Linked DNA regions of Homo sapiens: regions 2 and 3 are each linked to region 1. Evidence: read pairs that join two places in POLR2A ChIA-PET (ENCODE). Cell type or tissue: PC-9. All regions are shown on one strand.

The links. ChIA-PET counts read pairs that join two places held together with the same protein. Peaks named below come from ENCODE experiments on the same cell type or tissue, not always from the same donor. Only the 100,000 strongest peaks of a DNase experiment are listed, where the experiment ranks them.
Region 2: POLR2A ChIA-PET joins it to region 1 with 7 read pairs; 4 of 35 experiments call an interaction of 5 or more read pairs at or near these places.
Region 3: POLR2A ChIA-PET joins it to region 1 with 5 read pairs; 1 of 35 experiments calls an interaction of 5 or more read pairs at or near these places.

What each region holds. Positions count from the first base shown.
Region 1 is chr3:171,446,246-171,448,745 of GRCh38, forward strand. The region is part of intron 1 of TNIK (TRAF2 and NCK interacting kinase); the gene reads right to left. It overlaps LOC124906303 (a long non-coding RNA gene), which reads right to left. Exons shown (of 2, transcript XR_007096168.1): 2 at 1-2,500. Among named protein-coding and RNA genes, the nearest start is that of TNIK, 13 kb to the right of the region's middle. In PC-9, no CTCF peak of the experiment used is centred here; a DNase peak (open chromatin) is centred at 1,236; H3K4me3 peaks cover 439 bases; H3K27ac peaks cover 1,508 bases.
Region 2 is chr3:171,319,936-171,322,435 of GRCh38, forward strand. All of the region lies in intron 2 of TNIK (TRAF2 and NCK interacting kinase), which reads right to left. Among named protein-coding and RNA genes, the nearest start is that of TNIK, 140 kb to the right of the region's middle. RefSeq lists an enhancer at 2,020-2,500. In PC-9, no CTCF peak of the experiment used is centred here; no DNase peak of the experiment used is centred here.
Region 3 is chr3:171,155,875-171,158,374 of GRCh38, forward strand. It overlaps TNIK (TRAF2 and NCK interacting kinase), which reads right to left. Exons shown (of 33, transcript NM_015028.4): 12 at 1,586-1,790. The region is part of intron 4 of LOC105374216 (a long non-coding RNA gene); the gene reads left to right. Among named protein-coding and RNA genes, the nearest start is that of MIR569, 50 kb to the left of the region's middle. RefSeq lists a silencer at 1,546-1,840. In PC-9, a CTCF peak has its summit at 1,668; a DNase peak (open chromatin) is centred at 1,027; H3K4me3 peaks cover 1,142 bases; H3K27ac peaks cover 2,500 bases.

The DNA.
Region 1 (2,500 bases):
TTTGAAGATATAAAGTGCTCTATAAATGCTAAATATTATTATTATTGTTTAAATACAGTTTGCAATTACTGCTTACAACCTGTTCCACCCACCACACTGCTATCATTTGATTACAGGCAGCTTTAAAAAAAATACCTAGAGGTAGAAATGATGAAACCATATTCATGTGAAGCCCTGGATTTTTACCCTAGACATAAATAATTTATAGGCATTTTAAATGGAGGATTAGGTTATAAACTGTAGTAAATCAAGAAAATTGCCCTCTGCAAGACCAACTACCATAAAGTTGTGTCAATTTTAATAGTTTCTTACTTATAAACCAGGTTGAAAGTAGATTATAGTCCAGAATACGGAGCTTTTTACTCTGGTGGTTTCCTGTTCTATCTTCTATTTTCTCCATTAGAATCTTAAAATATCTACCTATGTGAAAAACTGAAAGCACAACTTAAGATTTTGATTTTAGCAATTGTCTGGCAGATTAAGGCTTGAGAATAGTCTCTATTCTATCATGGCCGTAGCTCACCTTGCTATCTTCTATGATCATCACAGAGTCAGCTGTCTCCAATTCTTAAAAAACTGAAACCTTTGAGCCTGATTCCACACATCCTCCAAACACACTTGCTGGATAATTTTCCAGAAAGAATGACAGTTTAAATGTAAACAAGCCAAGCTCAGTGGCTCACGCCGGTAATCCCAGCACTTTGGGAAGCTGAGGCGGGCGGATCACCTGAGGTCAGGGGTTTGAGACCAGCCTGGCCAACACAGTTAAACCTTATCTCTACTAAAAATACAAAAATTAGTTGGGCGTGGTGGCGAGCGCCTGTAATCCCAGCTACTCAGGAGGCTGAGGCGGGAGAATCGCCTGAACCCAGGAGGCAGAGGTTGCAGTGAGCAGAGATCGCCCCACTGCACTCCAGCCTGGGTAACAGAGCTAGACTCCATCTCAAACAAACAAATAAATAAATAAATAAACAAACAAACATCCCCTAGATACACTCCACAAGAATGTCACTGTTAATCCCCAAATAGCTACCATATTAGGTTTTTAAGGTTTTAGGCAAGAAAAAAAAAAAAACACGTTATAATCTGACATTGGTCATCTTACAAAACAAAGTTACAAGGAAGAAATACCTTGGAAATAGCTCTTAAAACACCACTATGCTCATGAAAGACAACTTGTGCCCTAAACCAAAGGCTTCTGGGAAGTCTGTGAGCCTCAGGGTGATAATACAACAGATAATTCTGATGTCATGACAAGGTCCATAAATCAAATGATGGCTATGTGAGTCACTATTGGCAGTGGCTTTGGGCCAGTCAGTCGTAAGCTCAGCCACTTAGTAGCTCTACGATCTTTGGTAAACTAATTGATTTTTCAGAGTCTTATGTGTTCATTTATAAATGCTACACACCTACAGCACAAGAAATTGGAAGCCAATCTGGCAATATCTAGAGCCTTAGAGATCATTCATACACTTTCATTCTAAATTCAATTTCTAAGGAGTTATCCTAAGGAAACAGAGATGCACACAAAGACTTATATATAAGGATGTTTATTGAAGCACTATTTATCAGTTGGAAAGTTAGAAATAACCTCAAGCTTCATCAACAGGAACTGGTTAAATATATTATGATCCATCTCCACAACAAAATGCTAAGCAGTCTAAAAACATGATTAGAAAGTTGAGCACTGACTGAATATTTTATTACACGTTAAATTTTTTAGGCATGATAATACTATTATGGTTATGTATTTTTTAAGTACACAAACTACTGAAATATTTATAAATGAAATAATATGCTACTTTAAAATAATATGGGGGAGAAGGTGGGTAGGAGTACAGATGAAACAGGATTCATTATGGGGGATAATTGTTCAGTAGAGAGATTATTAACCCTTTTATCTACTTTTTAATAAGAGTTTTATTGAGCTTTAATTCACATTCCATAAGACTTACTCTTTTGAAGTGTACAAGTGACTTTTAGTATGTTTCACAGAGTTGTACAAACATCTGCACTATCTAATTTGGGACGTTAGCAGTCACTCCCTGCCAGCAAGCATTAGTCTACCTTCTATCTCTATGGATTTGCTTATTCCAGACATTTTATATAAATGGAATCATACAACCATGTGTCTTCTCGTGTTTGGCTTTTTTCACATAGCATAATGTTCATCCATGTTGCAGTGTGTATCAGCACTTCCTTTTATTGTAGAATAAATATTCCATTGTAAGGATATACTATGCTACATTTTGTTTATTCATTCATTGGTTGATGGACACTTGGGTTGTCTCCTATTTGAGGTTACTATAAATATTCATGTACACTTTTTTTTTTTTTTTTTTGCATGAATACGTCCTTAGTTCTCTTGGGCATATACTTAGGAGTGAAATTCCTGGGTCACATGGTAACTCTGTATTTAGCATTTTGAGAAACTGTCAAACTGTTTTCCAAAATGGCTGTACCATTTTACATTCCTATCAGTAATATAGGAGCATTCCAA
Region 2 (2,500 bases), 130 kb before region 1:
AGCATCAGCCCTCACCCAATCTTGGAGGTTAGCTAAAAGCATCTTGAAGGATGACCCCGAAAGCGTAGGAGAGGAGAGTTTAATCTGTGGCTATTCAATATGCACCTGACTGCTCATGCCTGCAAAATAACCCATTTCTGGAGAAAGTTGTATAGCCTCTTCCATTTGCTCTCTTATAATTGATCAAGCCAGAGGAAAGGGGGTCCTCCATGGTTCTTCTGGACCCTTCCACGTTGGCCTATTATATTTCAGCAGTTTACCTCTTCTTTAATTAGCAGGCATAGCTCAAAGAACATAGACATTTTGATTTAAATTTTCTAATTTAGTACCCATGATGATATTCTAATGTGTCTTGCCCTCTGCCTATAAATTGACTAATAAAATTAAATAAATTGTTACTAGGGGCTTCACTAAAATGGTCTACAAATAAAAGATTACATCCAGAAGATAAAAAGAAAATACACAGGAAAATGACCCAGGAAAAAAGCTGACCTGGTCTGTCAATTTGCTCAGGTTGAAAATATGTGGAAAGAAATGTAATTGTGTTTTATGACACTTAAAGGGAAAAAGTACTTCTGATTTCAGTACTATCTAGAGGATAAAGTCACTACTTGATTCTTTGTTTCTCCAAGGTAAGAGTTTCCCATCATCAAGATGTCTTTCTCAAATACATGATTTATGGAAAAAAACAAAAAATGTTCAATGAGCATCTATGGATTTTGATTCAGAAACAAACAAACTTGCTAAATGGTCTTCTAACAAAATACTAATAATCCCATGTGGGCATACTTCACGCAGAGTAATGCCATTTGGCCCTCATATTTCTTAGAAAGCTTTTGCTGCATTCACATGACTTTCCAAAAGATAGGCAAGCAAAGAGCACTGTAAAGAGGCTGTGTCTGAGAGAAAACACATAGTTGGCTATTAATAGTCCCACTCCTGCTGGCTTGCCTAAACACAGGACTGGCTGTATTTCCCCATCCCAGCATAGAGGAACAATGTTACCCTGCCAATCAAATGCAGCATACTCCAACCTTAGGCCTTTGCAACGAAGCAGGGTGTCGGGTGGAAGACCAGTAGCTCAGAGGCTGTGACATCTGTAACTAGGATAACTCCAATTAAAAGTAGGGGGAAAAAATAATTTTTAAAACCTTATATAGTAATGAACTGGAAGGACGGAGAACAACGATTTCTTTAGCAACAGCTGTGCAGACTGATTTCTTTGAAAATCATGCATATACTTTCAAAAGCACTCAATCACAACTGCTGCCCTAACACTGGCAAATCCAAGAAATTCAAGACATGTAATCAAAAATAGATTTTCCCTTAAATTCCAAGGTCAAAGGCAGCATCTGTTGTTTCAGAGAACAAGAAGGACTTTCTTTTGGCTAATTAACTTATTGCGGTTTTCTAGCAGAAAAAAAAAAGTAAACCAAAATTGTCTAAATGTTTCTTCATCGTCTTAGGTCTTAGGTAATGCAAAACAGAAAACTGTATAAAGAGCATAAACATCCATTGTTTTGATATTTGAGTTGCACAGATAAAAGGCAGGCCACGCTGTAATTTTTAAAGCTGACAGGAAAATTCATTTTTATACCAAGTCCCCCTCATGCCATTTGGCTGTTAAATTATTCAAGGAATTCTCTGCTTATAAAGATTAATAATATCAACCCAAGCCATTTCTGAAAAGTACTTTCACCTCGTGTAGGAGACAGATGGACTACAGGAAAACAGCCTATTATGTTACAGGCAGACAAAAAGATTTCAGATTACCAGATTAACACACCAGGCGGGAAGGGAATGATAGAAAGTAGCGAGATATGAAATAACTGACAAATAGAACCAAATATCCCTCAGAGCCACTATTTTAAAAATAAATATAGTTTGGAGCCCATTGTAATTCAATTTTACCTGTTTCACTCCCAAACCCAGCTAATTAGCATAAATGTCAGTTCCAATTTAACCAAAGACTTTGAAAATCTGGTGGAACCTTATTAAAACACATTGGTATCAGGGGACAAAGACAGCACCTGCTTTCAAGGTCTTTTGTGTTTTAGTCAGAAATGTATTCTAAAACTCTGGGTATATGGGCTGAATCCAGAGTTTAGATTGTGGGATTTTATTGTACATTTGCATTATTTTAAATATCAACATCCCTGGAGAAGCTATTTTTACTCCTACAAAACCTAAACACTTCCTTATTTAGCAATGCTCTCATAGAGAAGGGATTTTCCAAAAGCTGTATTTCACTAAGGGTCAATATGAAAAAATTACAATGTCATTAAAATCACAGATTTTTTGTAGATTCACAGAAGCAGGCTCAGTGTTTTCTTTCAATAAATATCTTTTTTTTAGTTCAATACATTACTAATTAATTTTAATTTCACAAATAGTGAAATTATCTGAGCAAGAATCATTCTCATTTAAAATTGTCAAATAAGTCAGAAAAAGATCAATATCTCCCCTGCTTCAAAAATGACACTCCCAATTTTCACAGGTA
Region 3 (2,500 bases), 290 kb before region 1:
GCTCTGCAGGCCAATCCCCTGGATCTGAAACCCGGTTTTCTTCTCAACCTTTAACAAGTTATTAACCTCTCTAAGACTCAGCTGCATTATCTTTAGACTGGAGATTATTGTGAGGATTAAATGAGACAATTCGTGTAAAGTACTAAACACAGTACCCTGCAACATGGGACCAATTACTTCCCTCCCTGAACCTCAGTTTCTTCTTTGTTAAATGGGGATTATGAGTTTTGCATGAGAGATAATCAATACAGGAAAAGAGATAATGATAGTAGATGAGATAGTGGCTATAAGCAAAGCATCCTGCCTGGTACTTGACATTACTAAAATCACTCAATAATTGTAACCATTGGGTATTATTGTTGCTGGTCTGATACTGATATTTGAAGGACATAATGAGGTTGATGGGATTTGCTGCAAACTGGAACTGAGGCCCTTACTGATTTAAACCAGGGAGGCTGGACCTTGATGTACCATTTAAAAAGCAATCTGCTGCTGGTGACTGCAATTCACCACCCTCTAAATCTTCAGTGGCCACCTGGCAAAGCAAGTGAATTGCTGCAAGCCCGTTAATGAGAAGCAAGCTGGTGTTCGGGAAACCTGTAAAATTACTATCCCATTACCGTGCAGTTAGTGCGCCTTTCATCTGCTGCCCAACTTCCCCAATAGATATGCTCTCTCGGTTTCCTAATTGTCTAGAGGCTTTGATTTATCTGGCAGAGGAAGGAGGCCTGAGATATCTGGGCAAAGTTCTGGGAAGGAGGCTTTAACAAATGTCTGTAAGACCACAAGGTGAGAGTCTGGCCCAGGACAAGGCATGCAGCCAACTGTGGCTAGCAGTATGGCTTCCCACACAGATAAGCAGTATCTGCTGCTAAAGGCAGGTCTTGCCCACAGGCTGGAGGACAGGCCCTGGGTACTAAGGGATGTCTGGGAAAGGATCTGTGAAACATTCTTCCTAGCATTCAGAGCATCAATAGGCAGGTCCTACTCTTCCATACTTGAAATTCCACTTATCTGCTTATTCACTGTGATCTAGTTAATACCTATATTTCACCTCTCAACTACTGACCCATTCATTCATATATTACTCATTCCACAGATATTTATGAGGCACCTACGACATGCTAGAGATACATCAGGGAATAAAAGAGATAAAATCTCCTTGTCCTGATGGAGCTTAAATTCCAGTAGGGACATTCAGGCATGTAAAAGTATATGTAGACTATATTTGAAGGTGCTAAGGGCTGTGTAAAAGTAATAAGGCAGGGCAGGGAAATAGGACATGCTGGAGGGAGGGACTGTGACTTTAAGTAAAGCTGAGAAGGTGCTGAGAAGGTGATATATGGGCAAGACAGGAAGGGGTGACGGCCTTCACCTGCTTTTCTGAAATGACCACACCACCACAAAAAGCAAGGGAAGCCTTTTGTTTGTAAGAGCATTCAGGACTTATCTGCCCTTGCAGTCAACCCCTTTGTGCCTCTAAGCTCTGTGTGCTCACAGGTGGGATGTGGGCCCCCAGGGAATGCTTGGAGAGTGACCACAACTGAGAGGCTTGGGGTCAGAGGTGGCCCGAGCAGGTCCTCACCTCCTCCAGCCGCCGCCTCTGCTCTTTCTGCTCCTCGATGCGCTTCTGACGCTCGGCCAGCAGCTGCCGCTTGTGCTCCTCATTCTCCCGCTGCTGCTGCTCCAGCTGCTGCCTCCGTAGGGCCTCAGAACGCTCCTTGTTGGCCAGCTGCAGCCTCAGAAAGTCCCTCCGCAGCGTCGACTCCCCTGGCAGATTCAGGATGGAGCTGTGGGTAGGAGAGAGTGATCAGGATCCCACGTGGGGCAGGGGCCATGGCTACCAAGAGGCCTTGGAGGAGGAAAGCGGGACAAATGATTCACCCACACACAGGGAAAGAAGAGCACAGGCTCCTAGATCCTCCGCTAATTCAATCATTCACCCCAAAGAAACAGCATCAGGATAAGAGACCTGCCTCCCTTTCAGTACGACTGTGGCCAACAAATGCTGCCTCCATCCATAGAGGGATGTCACATTCTCAGAGTTGTCACCTTCTCCAGGACTGTCCACACCACTCCCTCATCCTTGGGACGTGGCAAAGATTTGTTTTTAAAGACTTTAGCCAGTGTGCAAGCCATGAGCCCCAGACTGGATTATTTTCAATAAAAATGGACAATGGTGGGCAACAAGGGTACTCAGACAAGCACAGATCGGCCTCACCCACACCACCCCCTCACACCAAACCCCATGAGGCAGAGGCCAGGCTGCTCCTGTGAAGCCACGATGAACTAGCGATGGAAAACCCTTGAGTCAAGGTCAACACAGAGCCAGGATCTGAGCCCAAGCCTGCTGAGTCCAAGTCAGGGTTTGCCTGACTGTACCACACTTAAAGGGCTTGGTTTGGCTCTGGCCACAGCAGGTGCAGCTAGGACTTCAACCCAGCTCATTGGTTCCTAGATTCTGTTTAGGTAACAGTTTTGTCTTCTGTAAAATGGTGGT